Regions from separate parts of the Homo sapiens genome. Here region 2 is linked to region 1. The links are chromatin loops, found by intact Hi-C in ENCODE. Cell type or tissue: stomach. All regions are shown on one strand. Links, peaks and the distances in the headings refer to the core of each region. The heading gives the core; the rest is flanking DNA. Region 1 overlaps CEACAM16-AS1 (CEACAM16, CEACAM19 and PVR antisense RNA 1). Region 2 has its middle 11 kb from the start of NECTIN2.

Evidence for each region. Hi-C counts contacts between places; a loop is a spot of excess contacts. Peaks named below come from ENCODE experiments on the same cell type or tissue, not always from the same donor. Only the 100,000 strongest peaks of a DNase experiment are listed, where the experiment ranks them.
Region 2: a loop joins it to region 1, with 2.1 times the contacts of the local background. A loop is called at or near these places in 44 of 110 quality-filtered maps.

What each region holds. Positions count from the first base shown.
Region 1 is chr19:44,709,049-44,722,769 of GRCh38, forward strand. All of the region lies in intron 1 of CEACAM16-AS1 (CEACAM16, CEACAM19 and PVR antisense RNA 1), which reads right to left. CEACAM16 (CEA cell adhesion molecule 16, tectorial membrane component) reads left to right here. Exons shown (of 7, transcript NM_001039213.4): 7 at 1,448-1,670. The coding sequence ends at 1,458. Among named protein-coding and RNA genes, the nearest start is that of CEACAM16-AS1, 9.3 kb to the right of the region's middle. RefSeq lists enhancers at 13,254-13,403, 13,534-13,643, 13,714-13,721. In stomach, for the core only: no CTCF peak of the experiment used is centred there; a DNase peak (open chromatin) is centred at 9,753; H3K4me3 peaks cover 361 bases; H3K27ac peaks cover 1,607 bases.
Region 2 is chr19:44,827,611-44,843,745 of GRCh38, forward strand. No RefSeq gene overlaps it. Among named protein-coding and RNA genes, the nearest start is that of NECTIN2, 11 kb to the right of the region's middle. In stomach, for the core only: no CTCF peak of the experiment used is centred there; no DNase peak of the experiment used is centred there; H3K27me3 peaks cover 3,462 bases.

The DNA of each region.
Region 1 (13,721 bases), core at 4,863-12,862:
AAGATCCAGGTCTCCTCCATCAGACTGAGAGCTCCCAGAGTTATAGACCATGTTTCCTCCGTCAGACTGGGAGCTCCCAGAGGCAGAGACCACGTCTCCTTCATCAGACTGGGAGCTCCCAGAGGCATGGTCCATGTCTCCTCCATCAGACTGGGAGCTCCCGGAGTCAGGGACTATGTCTCCCTCGTCAGACTGGGAACTCCAGGAGTGAGGGTCCATGTCTCCTCCATCAGACTGGGAGCTCCCAGAGTCAGGGACCATGTTTCCTCCATCAGACTGGGAGCTCCCAGAGTCAGGGACCATGTCTCCTCCATCAGACTGGGAGCTCCCAGAGTCAGGGTCTATGTCTCCTCCATCAGACCGGGAGCTCCCAGAGTCAGGGACCATGTCTCCTTCATCAGACTGGGAGCTCCCAGAGTCAGGGACCATGTCTCCTTCATCAGACTGGGAGCTCCCAGAGTCAGGGACCATGTCTCCTCCATCAGACCGGGAGCTCCCAGAGTCAGGGTCTATGTCTCCTCCATCAGACCGGGAGCTCCCAGAGGCATGGTCCATGTCTCCTCCATCAGACTGGGAGCTCCCAGAGTCAGGGTCTATGTCTCCTCCATCAGACTGGGAGCTCCCAGAGTCAGGGACCATGTCTCCTCCATCAGACTGGGAGCTCCCAGAGTCAGGGACCATGTCTCCTCCATCAGACTGGGAGCTCCCAGAGTCAGGGACCATGTCTCCTCCATCAGACTGGGAGCTCCCAGAGTCAGGGAGCATGTCTCCTCCATCAGACTGGGAGCTCCCAGAGTCAGGGACCATGTCTCCTCCATCAGACTGGGAGATCCCAGAGTCAGGGTCTATGTCTCCTCCATCAGACTGGGAGCTCCCAGAGTCAGGGTCCATGTATCCTCCATCTGACTGAGCATCCCCAGAGGTCTGAGTCCATGTCCCTACAGCAGGGCCAGGTTTCCCCCATTAGCTCTCAGACACTGGGGATGAGATCATTCCCCAAGTCTGGAATCTTGCCTCCCCCAGCAGACAGAGCATTCTCAGAAGCCATGTCCCTGAGTCCGGGATGGTGCCTCCCCTATCACTGGAAATTTCCAGGATCAAGGACTCAACCACTGCCAGTCACCCACTTTCATCCAGTCACTGATCAAACCCTGGTTTTCTGGGTCAGTGTTAGGGGAGAATGCTGTTCAGTGGCAGCAGGCCACCCCGGCAAAGCCTTGGGATTCCTTTTCACCCATTCTCTCTTCTCACAGTCAACCTCCCTCCCTCGCACAAGGACCAACGCTACCTTCCTGAACCTGAACCTGGCACAGGCTGAGCGTGGGGTGGATTGGGCCACTGGGTGGCCCGGGGTGGGCAGGGGAGCAGAAGGGGTGGGGGCACTGGGGACCTGGTCCTCCATCTCTCTGACATCCTCCTTCGCCCCCTCGCCCCATATGCCCCACAGCCCTGGGGTAACAGCGTGACCCTGGAGACGTCCAGAGAGAAGAGCTCTTCGCACCATCCTCTGGTCCTCGCCCTCTGAGTGGGAACCACTCCCCCACAGCGAGGATGCCAGGCTGTGGTCCTGCTGTTCTCCTGCCTCCACCCTAGAGCTAGAGCCACAGGGCCCCACTCCCTCGCTGAGCTGTTGGGGAGCCACCGAGGCCATAAACGTCCTGGTTAATGCACACGTGTGTCAGCCTCTCCTTCCACCACCGCTAGCCCCGCCATTTCCTGGTGGCCGCACTCATTTCCTTTCCCCCCCAAGACTTTTCTCAGTCTGGGTGTGCACGTGCAGGAGGATGGGCCCAGATCACCGTGCTCCACACCCCACTGCTGGATGCCAGGGCCTTGTGCCCCTCCCGCAGTGCTCCAGGTTATATGTGAGAGTCCTGCTCCCCAGCTGGCCAAGGACTGCCCCTCTTGGAGCACCAGCATTCTGTGGGACATGGCTCTCCCCTACACTGCACCTCATTTTGTCACCTGGACCCCGAAACAGGGCTGCTTGTGCTCAGGAAATGACCATATTTTGCAAGAAGTCTTCCATCACCTTCTGGTAGTCCTCACCCATTTAATCAAAGACACAACTTTGTCCTGGGATTCCCCGCATGTCTCTCCAACATTATCTGCCCAACCCTGACAATATCTCCTTCCTTCTGCAGCCACAGGAAAGGCCCTGTGGATGGATGAATGCAAGCGGGGCAGAGGTAGAGGCCAGGAGTGGAGAGCTGGGAAGTGGGGGCCAGAATGAGTGTGTTTTCTAACTCGTCTCATTAGTGGGAGCCACAGGCCCCACCCAGCCGCAATGCCCCACTGGAAACAGGTTCTTGGCATTGGTCAGGAGTGGTGATGGCCGAGTCGAGGCTTAGAATAGAAAGACAGGTTTGGGCAGAGACGAGAAAGGCCCTTTTGGGGATGATTGTGTTGAGTTGGGGTGATGGGTGGTGAAAGACCTCCAGAATGAGGGTTATAAAACCTGGATCAAAATCCTGCATTTGCCACGGATTCACTAGAGCCTCAGTTTGCCCATCAGTAAAAAGGTGTGGACTTGAGGTGGACCAGACTTTTCCAAACCATTTTTAAAAGCCTCAGAGCCCTTTCTTCAAATACAAGTTTACATGGCAGGTCAATTTATTATTAATATTTAAAATAGCAATGCAACAAATATAGCCCCAGCACAGTGCCCATGCCTGTAATCCTAACGCTTTAGGAGGCTAAGGTGAGAGAAACGCTTGAGCCCAGAAATTTGAGACCAGCCTGGGCAACATGGCAAAATCCCGTCTCTATTTTTGAAAATAAATAAATAAATAAAACCAACTATAGATACCAATTCAATAGCTATACTCGTCTCCCCCAAAATTTCTATAGAATTGGAAAAAAAATTACTTAAATTTAAATACCACTGGGATTAGCCAGACATGGTGGCGCATGCCTATAGATCACTTGAGCCCAGGAATTTGAGGCTGCAGTGAGCCATGATTGCACCACTGCACTCCAGCCTGAGCAACAGAGTGAGACTACGTCTCATAAAAAATGTTAAATTTTACAAATAAAAGGTAACACTTGGGGCCGGGCGCGGTGGCTCACCCCTGTAATTCCAGCACTTTGGGAGGCTGAGGCAGGTAGATCACAAGGTCAGGAGTACAAGACCAGCCTGACCAACATGGTGAAACCCCGTCTCTACTAAAAATACAAAAATTATCCAGCCGTGGTGGCATGCTCCTGTAATCCCAGCTACTCAAGAGGCTGAGGCAGGAGAATTGCTTGAATCTGGGAGGCAGAGGTTGTAATGAGCCAAGATCGCACCACTGCACTCCAGCCTGGGCAACAGAGCAAGAAGACTCCGTCAAAAAAAAAAAAAAAAAAAAGTAACACTTGGACTACAGAAGCAACTAAAATACAAGATATCAACCAGAATCAAATGACAGTAAAAGCATCATATACATCAAACCTGTGGGACATGGCCACAGCCATCCTTGAAGAGAAAAATGATAGCTTATAAGCATTGAGAGTACTAAAGGAAAAAGACTTGAAAATGAATAAAACAAGCTTTCTACTCAAGAAACTAGAAAAAGTCCACAAAACGAACCAAAGAAAAAAGCTAAGGAATGAAGAAAGGTAAAAGCAGAAATAGATGAAATGTAAAACAAAACATGGCCAATAAAACCTAAAGCTGATTCTTTGAAAATGCAATGAAATAGACAGACTTTCTGCAGGTATGATCAAGAAAAAAAAAAAAAACAGAGAAGTATAAATAAGAAACACAAATAATAAAGAGCCAAGGAGATTAATATATAAAATAAAAGGCCCTGGGGTGGGCGCTGCGCTCACACCTGTAATCCCAGCACTCTGGGAGGCTGAGCCAGGAGGATCACTTGAGCCCAGGAGTCCCAGACCAGCCTGAGCAATGTAGCAAGACCTCATCTCTACAAAAGTTTTTCAAAAATTATCCAGGAATAGTGGTGCATGCCTGTAGTCTCAGCTACATGGGAGGCTAAGGCAGGAGGATTGCTTGAGCCCAGGAGGCCAAGGTTGCAGTGAGCTATAATCACCCTACTGCACTCCATCCTGGGCGACAGAGCAAGACCTTGTCTCTAAAAAAAGAGAGAGAGAGAGAAAAGAGAAACTGGTCTGGTTGAAGCAAAGGTTGCTCAATAAATATACATTGACTGAAGAGGGATCTGTTGGTTGCTCCCCAGCCCACTGCCCTCCCTGCTTCCATGACACACGCACTGCCTCCCTCTCTAGAAGCTGAAAATGTCAGGTACTCACTTTCCCAAACTGCCTTGCAGCTGCAAGCAGCCATGTGACCAATTCAAGCCCATGAGGAAGGAGAGAGCCTAAAGTTCCACCCACTGACTCCACCTCACCGGAGGGGACACTGAGGGAGCTCTATGGAGTTTGAAAGCTATTATCTAAATTAGTGGTCTCCATTGTGGGGCTTCTAGCTGGGACGTGAGGATGGACTTGAGCCCATACTACTAACCCCAACACTATCCAGCCCAGAAAGAAGAAATAGCATCCATATTACCACCTTCACCCCACCCCCATCCACCCAAGTTCACATAAAAACTTGACATAGATGTGGCTAGAGTCTAGATATAACAGTTAGAAATTCTTGGCCGGGCGAGGTTGCTTATGCCTGTAATCCCAGCACTTTGGGAGGCCGAGGCGGGTGGATCACGAGGTCAGAAGTTCAAGACCATCCTGGCTAACATGGTGAAACCCCGTCTCTACTAAAAATAGAAAAAATTAGCCAGGTGCAGTGGCAGGCACCTGTAGTCCCAGCTACTGGGGAGGCTGAGGCAGGAGTATGGTGCAAACCTGGGAGGCGGAGTTTGCAGTGAGCCGAGATCATGCCACTGCACTCCAGCCTGGGCGACACAGCAAGACCCTGTCTCAAAAAAAGAAAAAAAAATTAGCTGGGCGTGGTGGCAGGTGCCTGTAGTCCCAGCTACTCGGGAGGCTGAGGCAGGAGAATGGCGTGAACCTGGGAGGCAGAGCTTGCAGTGAGCCGAGATCACGCCACTGCACTCCAGCCTGGGTGACACAGCGAGACTCTGTCTCGAAAAAAAAAAAAAAAAAAAGAAAGAAAGAAATTCTCTTCAGTGGCTAGGCTGGGCACTGTGGCTCACACCTGTAATCCCAGCACTTTGGGAGGCCGAGGTGGGCTGATCATCTGAGGTCAGGAGTTCGAGACCAGCCTGGCCAATATGGTGAAGCCCCATCTCTACTAAAAATACACAAAAATTAGCCGGGCATGGTGTGATCAAGAAAAAAAAAACAGAAGTATAAATAAGGAACACAAATAATAAAAAGCCAAGGAGATTAATATATAAGATAAAAGGGCACCTGTAATCCCTGCTACTTGGGAGGCTGAGGCAGGAGAATTGCTTGAACCCATGGGGCAGGGGTTGCAGTAAGCTGAGATCATACCATTGCACTCCAGCCTGGGTAACAAGAGTGAAACTCAGTCTCAAAAAACAAAACAAAAGAAATTATCTTCAGTGGCTAGTAAGAAATATTGGAACTAGCATAAACAATTAGGCAGAATAGATACACAGGGAGTAGCTTATATGGCTAGAAGATTATTTTTCTCATTTCTCAAACGTAAAAAATCTCCAGAAGCAGATTGTTCAGAGCTAGAATGGAGGCCCTGTAGTGTCATCAGGGACACAGCTCCTTCTATTCTTCTGTTCCATTATCCTTACCTTGGGGTTTCCATCCTCTCCATCACCTCATGGCCCAAGATGGCTGCTGGAGTCACAGCTGCCTCATCCATGTTCCAGGCAAGAAGCAGAAAGAAGGGAACAAAGGGAAACAAACAAAAAAAAACTCCCCCTAGCCAGTTTATGGACTGTGCCCCTTTTAAGGGAACTTTACCTAAGGCCCATCCAACAACCCCTGCTTAGATCTGATTGGCCAGCTCATAGTACCATGGCCACCCTAGCTGCAAGGGAGGCAGGGAATTGCAGTCATTGCCTTGGGTATGCTGCTGCCCCAATTAACATCAAGGTTCTTGTATTAAGAAAGGCAGAGAGAATGGGTCCCGGGTGGGCAGCTGGCAGGCTTGGCCACTCCAAGCTTTGGAACTTCTACCTCCTCAGCTAGGCAAAATGGCCTTCCTCACCTGAGCCCAAGGAGTAAGAGTCACAGCCCCCATAGCAGGGGTTTGAGAAAGATGGGAGCTGCTGCTCTGAGCTGTGATTGTGTGCAGTTGATGCAGAATGAGGCCAGCAGGAGGGGCAGAAGGAGGGAAGGAGAAGCAGCTCAGGTTTCTAGGTCAAGCAAAATCCCATAGCCTCAGGGTGTGGTGGAGGCTCAAATGTCCCCAAGACCAGGTCCTCCGTCCCTCTGGGCATCTCTGTGCTCTTTTACTGAATTATCTCAAGTAGTGCAATCCCCTTCATTAAGAGTGTAGGAAAGAATAATAACAATAACCACAAAATAATAATCACTCCTATATCTCGAGCATCAGTGTATTAGTCCATTCTCACATTGCTATAAAGACATACCTGAGACTGGGTAATTTATAAAGAAAAGAGGTTTAATCAGCTCATGATTCTGTGGGCTATACAGGCTTCTGCTTCTGGGGAGACCTCAGGAAACTTACAATCATGGCAGATGGTGAAAGGGAAGCAAGCACGTCTTCACATGGCCGGCAGGAGAGGAAGGTGGGGTGCTACACACTTTTAAACAAGCAGCACTAGGAGGATGGTGCTAAAACATTAGAAACTGCCCCCACGATCCAATCACCTCCCACGAGGTCCCTCCTCCTACACTGAGGATCATAACTGGACATGAGATTTGGGTGGGGACTAAGAACTAAACCATATCAATTGGTTTTATCCTTTTTCATGCAAGATCTCAATTCCTACAGCAGCTCTTAAGAGCAGTTACTATCATTCCCCCAACTTACAGGTGAGGAAACTAAGGCACAGAGACTTGAAAACTTTGCTCCAAGTCCCACAGTTCCCATGTGTCCTAGGTGGAGGTGCTGGTGGGGGAGTCCTCTCCATTCTTCAGCAGGGCAGAGGGTTTCAGGGCACAGCTCTGAGGACAGACAGAATTCTTTTTAGCTGTGGGAACTTGGGTACATTGCTTGCTTTTCCTCCTCGTAAAATGGAGATGATAATACTGCCCCTGCCTCCTAGGATTGTTGAAAAGATCACATTAGTTAATACAAGTAATGAGCCTGAAACATGGATGCTCAATAAATGCCTATGACCCAGACTAAGGTGTTAGATTTTAACAACAGGCAGATAGAAAAAGCAAAGATAACATTTTTCTTTTTCTTTTTTTTTTTTTTTTGAGACGGAGTTTTGCTCCTGTTGCCCAGGCTGGAGTGCAATGCATGATCTCGGCTCACCACAACCTCTGCTTCCTGGGTTCAAGCGATTCTCCTGCCTCAGCCTCCCCAGTAGCTGGGATTACAGACATGAGCCACCACACCCGGTTAATTTTTTTTTTTTTTTAGCATTTTTAGTAGAGACGGGGTTTCTCCATTTTGGTCAGGTTGGTCTCAGGTGATCCTGACCTCAGGTGATCCGCCCGCCTCAGCCTCCCAAAGTGCTGGGATTACAGGCATGAGCCACCGCGCCCGGCCATTTTTTTTTTTTTTTTTTTTTTTTTCCAGACCGGGTCTCAGCATTATCCAGACTGGAATACAGTGATGCAATCATGGCTCACTGCAGTCTCCCAAGCAGCTGGGACTACAGGCATGAGCCACCACGCCGGCCAATTGTTGCATTTTTTGTGGAGTCAGGGTCTTGTTCTGTTGTCCAGGCTGGTCTCAAACTCCTGGGCTCAAGCAATCCTTTCACTTCAGCCTCCTAAAGTGCTGGGATTACAGGTGTGAGCCACCACACCCTGCTTCAAAGATAACATTTGTCCTGGCGAACTTAATCCTACTAAGCAGGTTTGCTTCGCTTTATGTAATATATGATGTTCTTTACATTGTAATCACTGAGATTTGCTGACAAAAAGTAATAATAGGCCGGGCGCGGTGCCTCATGCCTGTAATCCCAGCACTTTGGGAGGCTGAGGCAGGCAGATCACCTAAGGTCAGGAGTTCGAGACCAGCCTAGCCAACATGGTGAAACCCCGTCTCTACTAAAAATACAAATAATTGCCAGATGTCATCATGTGCGCCTGTAATCCCAGCTACTTGGGAGGCTGAGGCATGAGAATCACTTGAACCCAGGAGGCAGAGGTTTCTGTGAGCGGAGATTGCACCACTGCACTCCGGCCTGGGCAACAAAGTGGACTCCATCTCAAAAAAAAAAAAAAGTAATAGGCAGATCACAAGATCAAGAGATTAAAACAATCCTGGCCAACATGGTGAAACCCTGTCTCTACTAAAAAATACAAAAATTAGTTGGCCGTGGTGGCACATACCTGTAGTCCCAGCTACTTGGGAGGCTGAGGCAGAAGAATTCGCTCGAACCCAGGAGGCGGAGTTTGCAGTGAGCCTAGATCGTGCCACTGCACTCCAGCCTGGAGACAGAGTGAGACTCTGTCTCAAAAAAAAAAAAAAGTAATAAAAGCAATAATAATAAATGTGTATGAGCTTTTAGAAACACGATGCTCATCATCGCAGGTTCCAGGGTAGGTGCTCTCAGCACAGGTTCTCTGACTTGCTCCTCAAAGCTTCCCTTTGAAATGGAACTATTAATACATTTCCCAAATCTCCTGTTTATTAACGTAAACATCCCTGCGAAGAGCACTGGCTAACGCCTGTTATCCCATCACTTTGGGAAGCTGAGGCAGGAGGATTACTTGAGGCCAGGAGTTCAAGAACAGCCTGGGCAACATTGCAAGACCCTATCTCTACAAAAAAAAACAAAAAACAAAAAAAAAAAACAGAATTATTTGGGCATGGCAGTACTTGTCTGTCATCCCAGCTACCTGGGAGGCTGAGATGGGAGCATTGCTTGCGCCTAGGATTTTGAGGCTGTAGTGAGCTGTGATGGTGCCATTGCACTCCAGCCTATGAGACAGAACAAGACCCTGTCTCAAAAATTAAAATAAAATAAAATAAGTTATATATCCCAGGCTTCTGCCTGGGCCCAGAAAACCTGTCTCTCCAGGGTGGGGACTTGAAAGAATTTTCTTTCTTTTTTTTTTCTTTTTTTTTTTTTTTTGAGACAGAGTCTTGCTCTGTCATCCAGGCTGGAGTGCAGTGGCATGATCTCAGCTCACTTCAACTTCTGCCTCCCGGGTTCAAGCTATTCTTGTGCCTCAGCCTCCCGAGTAGCTGAGATTATAGGCGCCTGCCACCACGCCCGGAAAGCAGAATTTTTAACAAAGGGTCTAGGGAATTTTTGTTAGCTGGGAAATTGGGGGACTCAGATGCAGAGACTGTTTGACAAAAAAAAAAAAAAAAGGAAAGTGAGACACCACAAAGAAGAGGAGGTGACTTGCCCAAAGTTACTCAGCCAGAAAGGAGCAGGGCCAGGATTTGGTCCAGAGAGGAGCAGGAACTAGTCCAGGGTCACGGAGCAGGTTTCAGATGAGGGCTGAGACTGGCGCCCTTCACTGTCCCGAGCAGGTCCGCAGTGGCTCCTCGCCTCCCCCATTAAGCCACGAAGCTCTGGTGGCGCCGGGGGCCCTCAGGTTCCACCAGCCGTGGGTGGGGAGGCAGACTATACCCCTCTCAGCCCCAATCCCTTCCCCCTCACCCAAGCTGCCTTTTCTCAAATAACCACACTGGGGAGGGCAGGGAGTCGGGGTGACCTTGAGGCCAGAATACACAATGGCCCAGTCCCTCTCTGGAGCCCTGCCAGGGAGAGGAAGGAAGCCTGCCCTGTTTTTTTCCATGGACTGGAATGTTGATTCAGGATGGAGAGCAGGGAGGAGGGAAGGGGGAGGTGGGAGAGAGAGAAAAAAAAAAAAGGAGGAAAGAGAAGGGAGTAGGAGGAGGGTGGAGGAGGGAGAAAAGGGGAACAGGGCAAAAAGGGAGAAGAAGGAGGTGGAGGAGGTGGAGGAGGAGGAGGGATGGGGAGGAAGAGGAGAAGAAAGAGGAAGGAGACAGAAGAGGAGCATGGAGGAGGGGGTGCCAAGGCCAGACTTTGGGAACCAAGGAATGAGCCCCATCAGCTTCAGCCCATCCTGACACACAGTGTGGAGAATGCAGAGTCCAGAGAGGGCACCCCAAATCTGCAAGGTTGCACAGGACCAGTGCAGCCAAAGGGCCTCACCTGTGCGGCTGCCTCCTGCCTGTGGAGGCAGGAGCTCCCTGAGTCCTCACAGAGACCTTCAGACGCAGGTGTCATGTTGCATGTTTCTCAGAAGAGGATACTGAGGCGCCCAGAGGTAAAGCCACATTTCCTGGAGCATCTCCCCTTCGGATCGGACTCCAGGGTCCTTACAATGGTCTGCAGGCCTGCCCGCCCGTCATTCCCTTCATCATCTCCTCTCCTTCACTCACTGCAGCCACCTGGCCTCCTGGCTATTGTTTGAACAAATCAAGCAACTCCTTCCTCGGGGCCTTTGCACTGGCTGTTCCCGCTGCCAGGAATTTCCTTCCCTCAGACACCTGCATCACTCCAGTCAGGTCTCTGCTCAGATGTCACCTCCTCAGAGGGGTCCCCTGTACACCCAAAGTTGTCTGGCTTTATTCTTCACAGCATTTATCACTTACACAACTAACCCAACTTTACATTTTATATTTCTTTTTTGTTTTCTTTTTTGAGACAGTCTTGCTCTGTTGCCCAGGCTGGAGTGCAACCGCACAATCACAGCTCACTGTGGCCTCGAACTCCTGGGCTCAAGCAATCCTCCTGCCTCACTCTCCTAAGTAGCTGGGACTACAAGTGCTCACCACCATGACCTGCTAATTTTATATATATATATATATATATATATATATATATATATATATATATATACACACACACACACACACACATATATATACACATACATATATATATACACACAAACATACATATATATACATACATATATATATATGTGTATATATATATATATATATATATATATATTTTTTTTTTTTTTTTTTTTTTTCCCTGAGATGGAGTCTTGCCCTCTCGTCCAGGCTACTAGAGTGCAGTAGTGCAATCTTGGCTCACTGCAACCTCCACCTCCCATGTCCAAGTGATTCTCCAGCCTCAGCATCCCGAGTAGCTGGGATTACAGTACCTGCCACCAGGCCCAACTAATGTTTGTATTTGTGTAGAGATGGGGTTTCACCATGTTGGCCAGGCTGGTCTTGAACTCTATCTAGAATATACAATATATCAAACATTTCAACACAAAAAAAAAAATCTGACTTTTTTTTTTTGGAGATGTAATCTCAATCTGTCACCCAGGCTAGAGTGCAGTGGCATGATCTCAGCTCACTCCAACCTCTGCCTCCCAGGTTCAAGTGATTCTCCTGCCTCAGCCTCCTGAGTAGTTGGAACTACAGGCTTGTACCACCACGCCCAGCTAATTTTTGTATTTTTAGTAGAGTCGGGGTTTCACCGTGTTGGCCAGGCTGGTTTCAAATTCCTGACCTCAAGTGATCGACCCGCATCGGCCTCCCGAAGTGCTGGGATTATAGGTGTGAGCCATCACGACTGGCCATTTTTTGTCTTTTTGATGACATCTTGCTCTGTCATCCAGGCTGAGTGCAGTGGCGCAACTATAGCTCACTGCAGCCTCCAATTCCTGGGTTCAAGCAATCCTCCCACATCAGCCTCCCAAGTGAGTAGCTGGGACCACCACTGTGCACCACCACACCTGGCTGTTTTTAACTTTTTGTGCAGACAGGGTCTCGCTGTATTGCTCAGGCTGGTCTCGAACTCCTGGCTTCAAGCAACCCTCCTACCTCTGCTTCCTAAAGTGCCAGGATTATAGGTGTAAGCCACCATGGCTGGCCAACAATATAATTTTTTAAACAGGCAAATTATCTTAACAGACATTTCTCAAAAGAAGACATACAATGGCCAACAAGTATATGAAAAAATACTCAACATCATACTCATTGGGGAAATGCAAATCAAAACAACAATGAGGTATTATTTCACCTGAGTTAGGATGGCTGTCATCAAAAAGACAAAAAATGGCCAGTTGTGATGGCTCACGCCTGTAATCTTAGCACTTCGGGAGGCCGATGTGGGCGGATCACTTGAGGTCAGGAATTCGAAACCAGCCTGGCCAACATGGTGAAACTTCAACTCTATTTTTGTAAAAATACAAAAATTAGCCAGGCATTGTGGTGCAAGCCTGTAATCCCAGCTACTCAGGAGCCTGAGGCAGGAGAATCACTTGAACCCAGGAGGCAGAGGTTGTGGTGAGCTGAGATGGCGCCATTGCGCTCCAGCCTGAGCAACAGAGAGAGGTTCCCTCTCAAAAAAAAAAAAAAAGAAAGAAAAAAAAAAAGGAGCAGGGATTCAGCTTTTGAGGGCCATGGCGAGGATTTTGGCCATCACCCCAAGTGAAGTAGGAGCCACAGAGGCTGGATGGGTTCTGATTCAGTTTCTTTTTTTTTTTTAGATGGAGACTTGCTCTGTCGCCCAGGCTGCAGTGCAGTGGCGCAATCTCGGCTCACTACAACCCCCGCCTCCTGGGTTCAAGTGATTCTCCTGCCTCAGCCTTCCCAGTAGCTGGGATTATAGGCATGTGCCAACTCACCCAGCTAATTTTGTTGTTGTTTTGTTTTGTTTTGTTTTTTGAGACAGAGTTTCACTCTTGTCTCCCAGGCTGAAGTGCAATGGTGCCCACTCAGCTCACTGTAACCTCTGCCTCCGGGGTTCAAGTGATTCTCCTACCTCAGCCTCCTGAGTAGCTGGGATTACAGGCATGCACTACCACGCCAAGCTAATTTTTGTATTTTTAGTAGAGACGGGGTTTTGCCATGTTGGCCAGGCTGGTCTTGAACTCCTGACCTCAGGTGATCCACCTGCCTCAGCCTCCCAAAGTGCTAGGATTGCAGGTGTGAGCCATCATGCCCGGCCCTGATTCAGGTTCTAACAGGATCCCTCTGGCCATGAGGTGGAAAGAGACTGTTGGGGGCAGAATTGTAAAGCGAGGGACAAGAAGAGTCAGGGGTCTCCAAGCTTTGAGCCTGAGCCACTGCAAGGATGAAGCTGCCATTTCTGAGGCCAGAAGGCTGCAGGCAGGGCTGGGTTGGAGATTGGAATGAAGATAGGTCTTGTTTGAGGCCAATGAGGAGGGAGCCTCACCCGAGGCACACAGGCTCCAGGCGGGAAGTTGGCGACAAGTTGTGGACTGTGGTTTTCACCCACCTCATGGGGCCCCCTCATCCTCTCCCCCAACTTCCCCTCACGCCGTGGTGGAGCCAGCTTTGTTTGTTTCCCCCCCATCATCCGTTTCATGATGGGGAAGACTGGTTTTCCCCTAACCCAACAGACACCTCTTCCCTCAGCCTGTCCCTGACCCTCCCACCTCGGGAAGCCCCGAGCGGGCCTCCCAGAATGTCCCGGCAGGAAGGGGCTGCTGCTACCGTTCATCCAGCCAGATGAACCCCAAAAGGGGAAGTGGGTCACCCGTAGTCACCCGGCTCATGGTCAGCTCGGGACTTCAGGATCTCGTCTCTTCACTGCACCCACCACAGCCCTGGGAGGTTTTCCATGCACGCTTCTCATTCTCCCCACATTTCACACGAGAAAACAGGGGCTCCAAGAGAGGCCCACACTCACCTAAGGAGCTCCAAAGATAGGGGCATCTGGATTTGAACCCAGGTCCTAGCAGATGTTGTTAGCTCAGAGGAG
Region 2 (16,135 bases), core at 3,446-11,445, 120 kb after region 1:
AATAAAACACCAAGCTCATATGGCTCTATAAAATACAGAATAACTTTAAAATGTATCTTATAGGCGGGGCTGGGCATGGTAGCTCACGCCTGTAATCCCAGCACTTTGGGAGGCTGAGGCGGGCGGATCACAAGATCAGGAGATTGAGACCATCCTGGCTAACACGGTGAAACTCCGTCTCTACTAAAAATACAAAAAATTAGCCGGGCGTGGTGGCGGGCGCCTGTAGTCCCAGATACTCGGGAGGCTGAGGCAGGAGAATGGCGTGAACCCAGGAGGCGGAGCTTGCAGTGAGCTGAGATCATGCCACTGCACTCCAGCCTGGGCGACAGAGCGAGACTCCATCTCACAAAAAAAAAAAGAAATTATCTTATAGGCAATACTTTCACTTGTCAATTCTCTTTATTTATTTATTTATTTTTTGAGACGGAGTCTCGCTCTGTCGCCAGGCTGGAGTGCAGTGGCGAGATCTCGGCTCACTGCAACCTCCACCTCCCGGGTTCAAGCGATTCTCCTGCCTCAGCCTCCTGAGTTACTGGGACTACAGGCACATGCCATCACGCCCAGCTAATTTTTTTATTTTTAGTAGAGACGGGGTTCCACCATGTTGGCCGGAATTGTCTCAAACTCCCGAGCTCAGGTGATTGGCCCACCTCGGCCACCCAAAGTGCCGGGATTACAGGTGTGAGCCACTGCGCCCGGCCAATTTTTTTTTTTTTTTTTTTTTTTTTTTTTTTTTTTTTTGAGATGGAGTCTTGCTCTGTCGCCCAGGCCGGAGTGCAGTGGCGCAATCTTGGCTCACTGCAACCTCCACCTCCCGGGTTCAAGCGATTCTCCTGCCTCAGCCTCCAGAGTAGCTAGATTACTGGCGCATGCCACCATGCCCAGTTAATTTTAGTAGAGACAGAGTTTCACCGTGTTAGCCAGGATGATCTTGATGTCCTGACCTCATGATCTGCCCACCTCAGCCTCCCAAAGTGCTGGGATTACAGGCGTGAGCCACCATGCCGGGCCAATTTTTTTTTTTAAGATGTAGTCTTGTTCTGTTGCCCAGGCTGACCCATTGCTCTCATGTATGTTTGTTTGTTTGTTTGTTTTTGAGACAGGACCTGGCTCTGTCGCCGAGGCTAGAGTACAATGGTGCAATCATGACTTACTGCAGCCTCGACCTTGGGCTCAAGTGATCCTCCCACCTCAGATTCCCCAGTAGCTGGGACTACAGGTGCATTGCCCTCAGGCCCAGCTAATTTTTGTATTTTTTGTAGAGATGGGATTTCACTAAGTTGGCAAGGCTGGTCTCAAACTCCTGACCTCAGGTGATCTGCCCGCCTCAGCCTCCCAAAGTGCTGGGATTATGGACATGAGCCACCATGCCCTGCCTATAACTGCTTTTAAACATAATTTTATACTTTTCCAGGAGCGTCCTAATGCATACGTGTACTGCGTATTCTCGAAATTTATGCTTTTTTAAAACATAAACCAGGCCTGGCACGGTGGCTCATGCCTGTAATCCCAGCACTTTGGGAGGCCGAGGCAGGTGGATGATCTGAGGTCAGGAGTTTGAGACCAGCCTGGCTAACATGGTGAAACCCCGTTTCTACTAAAAATACAAAAAATTACCCAGGTGTGGTGGTGCGCACCTATAATCCCAGCTACTTGGGAGGCTGAGGCAGGAGAATCGCTTGAACCCAGGGGGCAGAAGTTGCGGTGAGCAGAGATCGCACCATTGTACTCTGGCTTGGGCAACAAGAGTGAAACTCCGTCTCAAAAATAAATAAATAAATAAATAAATAAATAAATAGCAGATTAGAAACCCGTCTGTGACTCAGGTTTTCTCATTTCTCTTAGAATAAAATTCAAACTCCTACAAAAGGCTGCGTGCATAGTGCCTCTCTCTCTGCCATCCCTAGCTTCACTTTCCTTGCCTGCATCCTATCAGACAGTCTGTCTCTCCAGCCCTTGAATATTTTGTTTCTTTCCTACCTCTTTTTTTCTTTTTTTGAGACAGGGTCTCGCTCTGTCACCCAGGCTGGAGTGCAGTGGTGTGATCATAGCTCACTGCAGCCTCAAACCCTGGGGCTCAAGCAGGTCCTCCCACCTCGGCCTCCTCAGTAGCTGCAACTACAGGCATGCACCACCACAGCTGGCTAATTAAAAAAAAAAAAAAAAACTTTTACAGATGGGGTTTCTCTGTGTTGACTAGTCTGGTCTTGAACTCCTGGCTTCAAGAGATCCTCCTGCCTCAGCCTCCCAAAGCTCTGGGATTACAGGCATGACCCATCACACCTGACCAGGACTCTCAAACTTACCCTTCATTTGTCCTGAAATCTTTCACTACAGATCCTCACGTAATTCATTCATTCTCATACTGCAGATTTTGGCTCAAAATAGCACCTAGCCAGAAATGTCTTTCAGACTCTCTTATTTTAAGGAGCTCTTGCCCCAAACCCACCCAAGTTACTTCCATCATCCTAAGTATTAATACTTTTGCTTGATTTTGTTCTTTTCTAGTTTCTGGGTTCTATGCATAGACCATTTTTACTAATATTCATATTTTCTTTTAAATACCTTAGAAAGATATTTTAGATTTCTTCATTTGAGCCATGCACATTCTTTGAAAATTTATCCTAAAATAGCTGGGCACCCAGCCCATCCCTTGAACCCAGGAGGTGGAAGTGGTAGTGAGCTGCGATTGTGTCGCTGAACTCCAGCCTGGGACACCGAGTGAGACTCCATCTCAAAAACAAACAAACAAACAAAAAAATGTTGGGCACAGTAGTTCATGCCTAGTCCCAGCTACTCAGGAGGCTGAGGCACGAGGATCACTTGAGGCCAGGAGTTTGAGATCAGCCTGGGCAACACAGCAAGACCTCACTCTAAAAAAAAATGTTAATGCTAACATATAACTTTGGTTCTGTTTGTGATTGGCATATGGTTTATATTATACTTTTTTTTTTTATTTGAGATGGAGTCTCACCCTGTCGCCCAGGCTGGAGTGCAGTGGTGTGATCTTGGCTCACTGCAACCTCCATCTACCATGTTCAAGCGATTCTCCTGCCTCAGCCTCCAGAGTAGCTGGGATTACAGGCATACACCACCACACCCAGCTAATTTTTGTATTTTTTTTAGTAGAGACAGGGTTTCACCATGTTGATCAGGCTGGTCTCAAACTCCTGACCTCGTGATCCGCCCGCCTTGGCCTCCCAAAGTCCTAGGATTACAGGAGTGAGCCACCGCGCCCAGCAAAAAGTTTTTTAACTAGCTGAGTATAGTGGCACGAGCCTGTAGTGCCAGCTACTCAGGAGGCTGTGGCGGGAAGAGGGAGGCTGCAGTGAGATATGATCGCACCACTGTACTCCAACCTAGGTGACAGCAAGAACTTGTCTCAAAAAAAACAAATAACTTCGGCCGGGCAAGGTGGCTCACACCTGTAATCCCAGCACTTTGGGAGGCAGAGTCGGGTGGATCCCCTGAGACCAGCAGTTCAAGACCAGCCTGACCAACACTGTGAAACCCCGTCTCTACTAAAAATACAAACAATTAGCCAGGCGTGGTGGCCGGTGCCTGTAACCTCAGTTACTCGGGAGACTGTGACAGAAAGATGAAGGCTGCAGAGAGCTGTGATCGCACCCCTGTACTCCAACCTAGATGACAGCAAGAACCTGTCTCAAAAAAATAGACAAATACATAAAATAAAATCGGAGTGAAGCTACCAATGTAATGTTGAGTGAGTGATATGTTTCAGAAAATACTTTCTAGATCCTTGATGTTTAATACGGTATCCCTAGTCATATGTGGCTATAGAAACGTAAACTACTTAAAACTAAATAAAATGTAGAATCTCATTCTTCAGTGACAATAGCCACAGTTCTACTGCTCAACAGACAATTGTGGCTTGTGGTTACTATATTGGACAGCACAGATATAAAACATTTCCATCAATATAGAAATTTCTTTTTTATTCTTTTTTTTTTTTTTTTTTTTTTTGAGACGGAGTCTTGCTCTGTCACCCAGGCTGGAGTGCAGTGGGGCGATCTCGGCTCACTGCAAGCTTCACCTCCCAGGTTCACGCCATTCTTCTGCCTCAGCCTCCCGAGTAGCTAGGACTACAGGCGCCCGCACCACGCCCAGCTAATTTTTTGTATTTTTAGTAGAGACGGGGTTTCACCATGTTAGCCAGGATGGTCTCGATCTCCTGACCTCGTGATCCGCCCGCCTCAGCCTCCCAAAGTGCTGGGATTAGAGGTGTGAGCCACCGCGCCCGGCCCCCAGTACAGAAATTTCTACAGGGTAATGCAGATCTAGAATATGATCCCATTTTAAAATAAAGTCCATGGCCAGGCATGTTGGCTGATGCCTGTAATCCCAGCACTTTGGGAGGCCAATGCAGGTGGATCACCTGAGGTTAGGAGTTCGAGACAAGCCTGGCCAACATGGTGAAACCCCGTCTCTACTAAATCTACAAAAGTTAGCTTGGCATGGTGTCGGGCACCTGTAGTCCCAGCTACTCAGGAGGCTGAGGTGGGAGAATCACTTGAACCCAGGAGGCAGAGGTTGCAGTGAGCTGAGATCGCACCATTGCACTCCAGCCTGGGCAACAAGAGCAAAACTCTGTCTCAATAAATAAATAAATAAAATAAAATAAAGTACGTATGTCACATGTGCGTTTACATGTGTATATATAAATATATTTAACAGGTTTTTAATCTGTTATGTGAATTTTTTAAATTTTTTCATACAGTGTCACTTTATTAAGTGGGTAGAAAATGTTAAATTTTTCTTTGAAACAAGGTTTCTTTTTTGGGGGGATGGGGGGATGGAGTCTCGCTCTGTCGCCCAGGCTGGAGTGCAGCGGTACGATCTCAGCTCACTGCAACCTCTGCCTCTTGGGTTCAAGTGATTCTCCTGCCTCAGCCTCCCAAGTAGCTAGGACTACAGGCGCCCGCCACCACGCCCAGCTAACTTTTGTATTTTTAGTAGAGACGGGGTTTCACCATGTTCACCAGGCTGGTCTTGAACTCCTGACCTCAGGTTATCCTCCTGCCTCAATCTGCCAAAGTGCTGAGATTATAGGCGTGAGCCACCACACCTGAGACACGGTTTCTTAAAACAAAAGAAAAAAAGAGACAGGGTTTCACTCTGTCACCCAGGCTGGAGTAAAGTAGCATAATCACGGTTCACTGTAGCCTCAACATCCCAGGGCTCAGGTGATCCTCCCATCTCAGCCTCCTGAGTAGCTGGGATTACAGGAGCATGCCACCACACCTGGCTAATTTTTGTACTTTTTGTAGAGATAGGGTTTCACCATGTTGCCCAGGCTGGTCTTGAACTCCTGGGCTCAGGCAATGCGACTGCCTCGGCCTCCTCCCAAAGTGCTAGGATTACAGGCATGAGTCACCACACCTGGCATAAATTATTAAATATTTAAAATTGCCAAGTTCCTTGGAGAAACTCTATTTGACTACATTGTTTATTTTTTTTAATATGCTGCTTCATAACATCTATTTATTTAAAAATTTCTTAACATATGATGCAGCAACTCCCCTTCTGGGTATATATCAGAAAGAATTGGGTCGGGCGTGGTGGCTCACGCCTGTAATCCAAGCACTTTGGGAGGCTAAGGCAGGAGGATCACCTGAGGTCAGGAGTTCGAGACCAGCCTTGCCAACATGGTGAAACCCCATCTCTACTAAAAATACAAAAATTAGCCAGGTGTAGTGGCACACGCCTGTAATCCCAGCTACTAGAGAGGCTGAGGCAGTAGAATCACTTGAACCCAGGAGGCGGCGGTTGCAGTGAGCCAAGATCACGCCATTGCACTCCAGCCTGGGGGATAGAGCCAGACTCTGTCTCAAAAAGAAGAAAGAAAAGGAAGGAGGGAGGGAGGGGGGGAAGGAAAGGAGGAAGGGAGAGAGGGAGGGAGGAGGAAGGAAAGGAGGAAGGCAGGAAGGGAGGAAGGGAGGGAGGAAGGAGGAAGAAAAGGAGGAAGGGAAGGAAGGGAATTAGAGGCGTGAGCCACAGCGCCCAGCTTACATTATACTTTCTAACCTACTAATGGCATCAAATAAATAGGAACCGGTATTTGAGAAGCACATATTATAATTGGAGGCTGCAGTGGCTCATGCCTGTAATCCCGGCACTTTGGGAGACAGAGGTGGGCAGATCGCCTGAGCCCAGGAGTTCAAGACCAGCCAGGGCAATGTGGCAAAACCCCATCTCTACAAAAAATCCAAAAGAATTAGCCAGGTGTGGTGGTATGAGCCTGTAGTCCCAGCTACTCCGGAGGGTGAGATGGGAGGATCACCTAGTCACAGGAAGGTGGAGACTGCAGTGAGCCGTGATCTGGCCAGTGCACTCCAGCCTGAGCCACAGAGGGAAGGACGGAAGGGAAGGAAAAGGGAACAGTGACAAACAGAGACCAGAAACACAGAGGGATGCTGAAGCATAAGGAACGAAAGACCCAGAGATACAGAAATTTAGGAACACGAAGAGACCCAAAGATAGTGACAGAAACAGAGAGACAGAGGAAAGTCTAGAAAGAAACAATGCAGTGACACCCAGCACCTTCATGTATTTATTTATTTACTTATTTATTTATTCATTCATTCATTTATTTATTTTTTGAGTTGGAGTCTTGCTCTGTTGCCCAGGCTGGAGTGCAATGGCACGATCTCAGCTCACTGCAACCTCCACCTCCTGGATTCTCCTGTCTCAGCCTCCTGAGTAGCTGGGATTACAGGTGTGCACCACCATGCTTGGCTAATTTTTGTATTTTTAGTAGAGACAAGGTTTCACCATGTTGGCCAGGCTGGTGTCAAACTCCCGACCCCAGGTGATCTGCCCACCTCGGCCTCCCAAAGTGCTGGGATCACAGGCATGAGCCACCTCGCCCAGCCTTATTTATTTATTTAGAGACAAGGTCTCGCTCTGTCATCCAGGCTGTAGTGCAGTGGTGCAATCACTGCTCACTGCAACCTTAACCTCCCAGGGCTAAGTAGTCCTTCTGCCTCAGCCTCCCGAGTAGCTGGGACCACAGGCATGTGCCACCACGCCAGGCTAATTTTTTATTTTTGTAGAGATGGGATCTCACTATGTTTCCCAGGCTGGTCTTGAATTCCTGAGCTCAAGCCATCCTTCTGCCTTGGCCTCCCAAAGTGTTAGGATTACAGGCATGAGACACCACGCCCGACCTCCCACATCTCTCTTTTTTTTTTTTTTTTTTTTTGAGACGGAGTCTCACTCTGTCGCCCAGGCTGGAGTGCAGTGGGGCGATCTCGGCTCACTGCAAGCTCTGCCTCCCGGGTTCACGCTATTCTCCTGCCTCAGCCTCCCAAGTAGCTGGGACTACAGGCACCCGTCACCACGCCTGGCTAATTTTTTATATTTTTAGTAGAGACGGAGTTTCACCGTGTCAGCCAGGATGGTCTCGATCTCCTCACCTTGTGATCCACCCGCCTCGGCCTCCCAAAGTGCTGGGATTACAGGTGTAAGCCACCGCGCCCGGCCTCCCACATCTCTTTAATTTTATATATTTATATGTACATATATACACGCATATATATTTATATATGTATAAATAAATACATACATATATATGTGTATATACACGCGCACACACACACACATATATATAGAAGCTTTTACTTTAAAGCTTTGATTATTGCTAAGTTTATTTTCATTGTCTCAAGATCTGTTTAACCCTGGAGCCAGACTGGGTCAGTGGGTCTGTGTGGTGCCTCATGTACCTGTCTCTGCCCCTTGAAGTTCTGTTTACCACCTCCAAGAGGCATAGCCTGCAGTCTCAGCAAAAGGATAGATTCCCAGGAAGAGTGCGAGAGAGGTTTGGGGCCCAGGTGGGCAGCCCACCCAGCTGACCCCACCAGGTGGGCATGATATCATGATATCAAATATGCTAAATTTGTGTCTGTGTACATCATGTTCTGGCCCCAGGGAAATGAGCACTTTGCTGGTGAGGTTGGTGACATTTTGTTTACCATCTATGCCTGAGGAGGAAAGACTGGAGGAAAGAAAGACCTAAGAGGCCAGTTTATATTCACAAACATGGAAGTCAAGCCTGTTCCACCTTTCCAATGCAATAGAGCACCTACTGGGAAAGCCATGCCTGGCCAGCCCCTGGCAAAACACACCTGAGGATTCATTCCTCCATTCACGCAATCATACCTTCAAGAAAAGTTCAGAGGGCGTGGTGGCTCGCGCCTGTAATCCCAACAGTTTGGGAAGCCAAGGCTGGCTGATCACCTGAGGTCAAGAGTTCGAGACCAGCCTGGCTAACATGGTGAAACCCCATCTCTACTAAAAATACAAAAATTAGCCTGGCATTGTGGTGCATGCCTGTAGTCACAGCTACTCGGGAGGCTGAGGCAGGAGAATCACTTGAAACTTGGAGGCGGAGGTTGCAGTGAGCTGAGATCGAGTCACTACACTCCAGCCTGGGTAACAGAGCGAGACTCCGTCTCAAAAAAATAAAAAGTGTATTGAGTGTTTACTGTGTGCCAGGCACTGGGGAGACATCAATGAACAAACTTCACAACCCACCAGGCACAGTGGCTCACGCCTGTAATCCCAGCACTTTGGGAGCTCAAGGCGGGAAAATCACTTGAGGTCAGGAATTCAAGACCAGCCTGGGCAACACAGCAAGATCCCATCTCTACAAAAAAATTTTTAAATTAGCCAAACATGGTGGCACACACCTGCAGTCCCCACTACTCAGAGTGGGAGGATCGCTCAAGTCCAGAAAGTCAAAGCTGCAGCGAGCTATGATGGCATTACTGTACTCCAGGCTGGGAGACAGAGCAAGATCCTGTCTCCAAGACATAATAATAATAATAATAATTCACATCCTAATGGTGTTGCTGGACTCCAGTGGGGAAAGTGGTCAGTGGAATTCCTTAGAAGGTCCACAGACCTAGGAAGAGACTTCAGGAACTGCAACCAATCCCTGACTCTCTAGGGCCTGAGGAGGCACTTGGATGGGAACACCCTCCACCTCCCAAGAGAAGCAGTTGACTCCTCCACGAGGAAGCACTGGACAGCCAGGAGGTGCCTCTTGTTAACCAAAGTGGGCTGTTGACCTTGAACTCCAGCTCAGAGATCTTGTCCCTGGTCTTGTTCTCAAGACTCATCAGGTTCTCTCTTTCTCTGGACATGGAATCTAGATCTTCAATTTTGAAGCCAAATCTATGGGAGTAAAACAAAGAGATTTGATTAAAACAAAAGATGTTGTGCAAAACTCAAAAAATAAAACAGGCTGGGCGCTGTGGCTCAGGCCTGTAATCCCAGCACTTTGGAAGGCCAAGGCAGGAGGATCACTTGAGCCCAGGAGTTCGAGACCAGCCCTGGCAACAAACAGAGACTCTGTCTCTACAAAAAATGCAAAAATTAGCCTGATGTGGCGGTACACGCCTGTAGTCCCAGCTACTCGGGAGGCTGAGGTAGGGGGATCCCTTGAGCCTGGGAGGCTGAGGCTGCAGTGAGCCGTGATCCAGCCACTGCATTCCAGCCAGGGCAACAGAGCGAGATCCTGTCTCAAAAAATAAAATAACAGTAGTCCCAGCACTTTGGGAGGTCGAGGCAAGCAGATCACTTGAGGTCAGGAGTTCTCAACCAGCCTGGCCAACATGGTGAAACCCCATCTCTACTAAAAATACAAAAATTAGCCAGGGGTAGGGGGGCACACCTGTAATGCTAGCTACTGGGGATGCTGAGGCATGAGAATCACTTGAACCCGGGAGGCGGAGTTTGCAGTGAGCCAAGATCACGCCACTGCACTCCAGCCTGGGCAACAGGGCGAGACTCCGTCTCAAAACAACAACAAAAATAAACATGAGAAGCTAGATGACTGTAGCTGGCTGATCACCTGCTTGGCAGCCACAGCTTTTACCTGTGTCTTGGGCTTGGGACTCATGGAGCAGAGTGGGTGTCGCCCACAGGACGCATGAATGCTTGGAGCTTACTGGATCCCTGCATCCCTCCCATCTGTGTTCAGCTCACATTCTTAGTATGTCTAACAGGTCTCATGAGTTGCTTTTTTTTTTTTTTTGAGACGGAGTCTTGCTCAGTTGCCCAGGCTGGAGTGCAGTGGCGCGATCTCAGCTCACTGCAACCTCCGCCTCCCGGGTTCAACTGATTCTCCTGCCTCAGCCTTCCGAGTAGCTGGGATTACCGGCGGGTGCCACCACGCCTGGCTAATTTTTTGTATTTTTAGTAGAGACAAGATTTCACCGTGTTCGCCAGGATGGTCTCGATCTCCTGACCTCATGATCCGCCTGCCTCAGCCTCCCAAAGTGCTGGGATTACAGGTGTGAGCCACCACGCCCGGCTTGAGTTGCTTCTTAATATCCATCCTTCATTTCACCTGTCTGTGTCCTTATTTATAGGGCTCTTGTTCCCTATATAACAGAATTGAAAATTCCCTTTAAAAAAATACAGCAAATGCACACAGAGGATCAGAGGATGGAGGGGAGAATTTGATGAGATAACCAGGGAAGTATTTAGTACAAAGCCTGGCACAGAGTCCATGTGCAGTACATGTTAATTATTGTGATTATCTAAGGAAAAATAAAGAGACACAGAGAAAAGCAAAAAGGTTGCCTTAGGCCAGGTGCGGTGGCTCACACCTGTAATCCCAGCACTTTGGGAGGCCGAGGCAGGCAGATCACCTGAAGTCATGAGTTCGAGACCAGCCTGGCCAACATGGTGAAACCTTGTCTCTACAAAAAAAAAAAGACAAAAATTAGCTGGGCATGGTGGCACGCGCCTGTAATCCCAGCTACTCAGGAGGCTGAGACACAAGGATCACTTGAACCCAGGAGGCGGAGGTGGCAGCGAGCCGAGATCACACCACTGCACTCCAGCCTGGGTGACAGGGCGACACTCTGTCTCAAAAAAAAAAAAATAAAGGCCAGGTGCGGTGGCTCACGCCTGTAATCCCAGAACTTTGGGAGGCCGAGGCAGGCAGATCACCTGAGGTGAGGGGTTCGAGACCAGCCTGGCAAACATGATTTAGTAGAAACCCCGTCTCTACTAAAAATACAAAAATTAGCTGGGCGTGGTGGCAGGCACCTGTAATCCCAGCTACTCGGGAGGCTCAGGCAGGAGAATCGCTTGAACCCGGGAGGCGGAGGTTGCAGTGAGCCGAGATCACACCATTGTACGCTAGCCTGGGGGGACAAGAGCGAGACTTCGTCTCAAAAATAAATAAATAAATAAACAAATAGGCTGGGCGCAGTGGCTCACGCCTGTAATCCCAACACTTTGGGAGGCCAGGCGGGCGGATCACGAGGTCAGGAGATCGAGACCATCCTGGCTAACACGGTGAAACCCTGTCTCTACTAAAAATACAAAATATTAGCCAGCATGGTGGCAGACGCCTGTAGTCCCAGCTACTCGGGAGGCTGAGGCAGGAGAATGGCGTGAACCCGGGAGGCGGAGCTTGCAGTGAGCCGAGATCGCGCCACTGCACTCTAGCCTGGGCAACAGAGCGAGACTCCATCTCAAAAGTAAAATAAAATATAATAAAATAAAATAAATAAAATACAAACACTCCCTTAGTCCAGGGCAGGGACCAGATACAGAGATACCACTCTAAAGGCAGACATTGGTGTTGGGGTTTGGTGAGTTGGATGGCGAGTGAACAGATGGCTAGTGGGAAGGGAAAGAGAAGAGGAAAGGGTTCTCCATCCAGTACCTGGTCCCCAAGTTAATGAGTGGAGGATCCCAGCCTGCCCCACCAGGAGGGAATACATTTGCATAAGGTCCCTCATCTGCATGGCATCCCAGGGAATTTGCATAGAGATGGCAGCCTGGGGCCACATCAGTATGACCCCTCCTCCCAAGGGTTGAAACTCCAGCCTACATTACAAAGGCCTAGGGCAATAGGAAAGTGGGAGGGGTGAACCTCAGGATCTGGGGCTCCAGGAAGTAAAGAGAAGTTGGTAGTAAACTACCCTTGCTCTTTAACCTTCTGTGGTTCCCAGAGCATGAGCCGCCCTTCAGCTGGCATTCTGGACCTTCTAAGATACTGACCCTCACATCCCCTGCTCCCGCTGTCACCACCCTCCTACCTGGAATGCCCTTCCCCATATCCCGTGCTGTGACAAAGCTTGCCTATTCTTCAAAGCCTGGACATCCTGAAGAATTCTGAAAGCTTTCACCACCAGCCCCTCCTTGCCCTGCCCTTGGAAATTTACAAAGCTCTGTGCATCTCCCAGACATGTACAGATTTTTTGGGGTATATAGTTTATTAGTAAGGTTATATTTGATTGCAAATGACTATATATATATATATATATATATATATATATATATATATATATACACACACACACACACACACACACACACACACACATAGTCTCATACATATATATATATATATAGTCTATACATATATATATAGTCTCATATATATATATATGTATACCAGGAGTCATGTCTCATGCTTGTAATCCCAGCAGTTTGGGAGGCCAAGGCAGGAAAATTGCTTGAGCCTAGGAGTTCAAGACCAGCCTGAGCAACCTAGTGAGAGCCTGTCTCTACAAAAAAGTCAAAAGATGAGTCTGGCAGGCCGAGCACGGTGGCTCACGACTGTAATCCCAGCACTTTGGGAGGCAGAGGAGGGCAGACCACTTTAGGTCAGGAGTTCAAGACCAGCCTGGTAATATTGTGAAACCCCGTCTCTAATAAAACTGCGAACATAGCCAGGCGTCGTGGCCCAAACCTGTAGTCCCAGCTACTTGGGAGGCTGAGGCAGGAGAATCACTTGAACCCAGGGGGCAGAGGTTGCAGTGAGCCAAAATCACACCACTGCATTCCAGCCTGGGCAACAGACTGACACTCCGTATCAGAAAAAAAAAAAAAAAAAAAAAGATTGGCCGGGTGCGGTGGCTCACGCCTGTAATCCCAGCACTTTGGGAGTCCGAGGCGGGCAGATCACAAGGTCAGGAGATTGAGACCATCCTGGCTAACAAGGTGAAACCCCATCTCTACTAAAAATACAAGAAATTAGCTGGGCATGGTGGCGGGCGCCTGTAGTCCCAGCTACTCGGGAGGCTGAGGCAGGAGAACGGCGTGAACCCAGGAGGCAGAGCTTGCAGTGAGCCAAGATCGCTCCACTGCACTCCAGCCTGGGCAACAGAGCAAGACTCCGTTTCAAAAAAAAAAAAAAAGATTATTCTGGCACAGTGGCGAATGCCTATAGTCCCAGCCACTTGGGAGGCTGAAGTGGGAGGATTGCTTGAGCCTGAGAGGTGGAAGCTTCAATGAGCCATGATTGTACCACTGCACTCCAGTCTGGCCAACAGAGCATGACCCTGTCTCAGAATAAGAGCCGGGTATGGTGGCTCACGTTTGTGATTCCAGCACTCTGGGAGGCCGAGGCAGGCAAATTGCTTGAGCCCAAGAGTTCAAGACCAGCCTCGGCAACAACCCAAAAACCCATCTCTACAAAAAAATAGAAAAATTAGCCAAGCATAGTGGCACATGCCTGTAGTCCCAGCTACTCGGGAAGTTGACATGGAAGGATCCCGAGCCAGGGAGGTCATGGCTGCAGTGAGCCATGGTAATGTCACCACACTCCAGCCTGAGCGACAGAGTGAGACCCTGTCTTAATTAAAAAAAAAAAAAAAAGACTGAGGGGAGGAAGTGGTTAGGGGAGCTGCTGCTGCTGCTAAAAGAAAGGAAAGGTTGCCAGGCAGGTAAAATACTTGGCATCAGCTCCATAGCTCCGTCAGGAAGCCTTTGCCCCTACCTATGCCCCTACCTTCTAGTGGTTATGGCTCTTCAGTGAAGTGCCACCTCTGGGACTCCTTGACACTAAAAGTCAACTCCCCAGGCGGGCGTGGAACCCACCCAGTCATTTGTCACCAAACTTGGTGCTCAGCCTCATGCTTGTGACCCAAGGGTGTGAAACTCCAGCCTACACCTCTGGGGCATTTTTTTCTTTCTTTTTTTTTTTTTCCTTTTTTTTTTGGCAGAGCCTTGCTGTCACCCAGGCTGGAGTGCAGTGGCACAATCTTGGCTCACTGCAACCTCCACCTCCCGGGTTCAAGCGATTCTCCGGCTTCAGTCTCCCAAGTAGCTGGGATTATAGGCACCCGCCACCACATCCTGCTAATTTTTGTATTTTCAGTAGAGACAGGGTTTCACCACGTAGGCCAAGCTGGTCTCAAACTCCTGACCTCAGGTGATCCATCTGTCTCGGCCTCCCAAAGTACTGGGATTACAGGCTTGAGCCACCATGGCCAGCCTCCTGGGGCTTTCTTCCTGGGCTCATCCCTGCTCACAAAGAACAGCCAGGAGAGAGCTAAGCCCACTCATTCGTAGGCCAGGAGAAAGGAGGTGCTAGAGGCCTTCCTAGAAGAAGACTTCCTGGGGACTGGTTCTTTTGTTCAATGGATAAACGGGGGTCCCAGGATTTTGCAAAGCAAGTTAGTAGCAAGGCTGGCACTAAAACCCAGAGGTCCTGGTCCACAAACCTGGCCTCAGATTGGGGAGAGAAGGTCAGAGAGATCTAAAGCACATTTATTGCCAGGCGCGATGGCTCACACCTGTAATCCCAGCACTTTGGGAGGCTGAGGTGAGAGGATCACTTGAGGGCAGGAGTTCAAGACCAGCCTGGGCAACAAAGCGAGAATCAAATTCTACAAAACATTTAAAAATGCACCGAGCAGCCGGGCACAGTGGCTCACGCCTGTAATCCCAGCACTTTGGGAGGCCGAGGCAGGTGGAGCACGAGGTCAGGAGATCGAGACCATCCTGGCTAAGACCATGAAACCTCGTCTCTACTAAAAATACAAAAAATCAGCTGGGCGTGGTGGCAGGCACCTGTAGTCCCAGCTACTCGAGAGGCTGAGGCAGGAGAATGGCATGAACCTGGGAGGCGGAGCTTGCACTGAGCCAAGATCGCGCCACTGCACTCCAGCCTGGGCGACAGAGCAGAGACTGTCTCAAAAAAAAAAAATGCACCGAGCATAGTGGCACATGCCTGTAGTCCCAGCTACTCAGGAGGCTGAGGCAGAGGATCCCTTGGGCTGGGAAGTTTGAGGTTAGAGGGAGCCAAGATCTGCACTCCAACCTGGGCGACAAAGCACAACCCTGCCTCAAAATTAAATACATAAATAAATTAAGCACATTTATTTATTTTACTGTTTTATTTTATTATTATATATATTTTAAGAGACGGGGCTCTACCATGTTGCCAGGCGTGTCTTGAACCCCTAAATTCAAGTGATCTGCCAGCCTTGGCCTCCCAAAGTGCTGGGATTGCAGACATGAGCCACTGCGCAAGGCCTATTTGTGTATTTATTTATTTTAGAGACAAAATCTCTCTGTCTCCCAGGCTGGAGTGCAGTGGCTCAATCACAGCTCACTGCAGCCTCAACCTCCCTGGGCTCAGGTGATCCTCCCACCTCGGCCTCCCGAGTAGCTGTAGCTGCTATGCATTTATTATGTGTGCGCCTATTTGTCCAGCCATCCTCACACCCAGTTTGTGCCAAGCCTGAGACACAAGCTATCTGGAGCTCACATGGCATGGAGGTTAAAAGCACAGACTGGCCGGGTGCAGTAGCTCACCCCTGTAATCCCAGCACTTTGGGAGGCTAATGCAGGCAGATCACAAGGTCAGGAGTTCGAGACCAGCCTGACCAACATGGTGAAAGCCCGTCACTACTAAAAATACAAAAATTAGCCGGGCGTGGTGGTGCGTGCCTGTAATCCCAGCTACTCAGGAGGCTGAGGCAGGAGAATCACTCAAACCTGGGGGGCGGAGGTTGCAGCGAGCCGAGATTGATTGCGCCACTGCACTCCAGCCTTGGCAACAGAGCCAGACTCCGTCTCAAAAACAAAAAGAGCACAGACCATCCGGGCCCAAAAGAAGCACCCGGCCTGCTATGTGTCTTTGCTGGGTGGCTTGGGGCAAACAACCACCCTGTGCCTCAGTTTACTTTTCAGTGAAATGGGGATCACCATGGTGTCCCCTTCATGGGATCCCTGTGAGGAACTAACTAAGAGAAATAAGGTGCTTAGAAGAGTCAGCTCTGGCTCTGCCATTTTGTTTATTTTTATTTATTTTTAATTTCTATTTTATTTTATGTTTTTCAGACTGAGTCTCACTCTG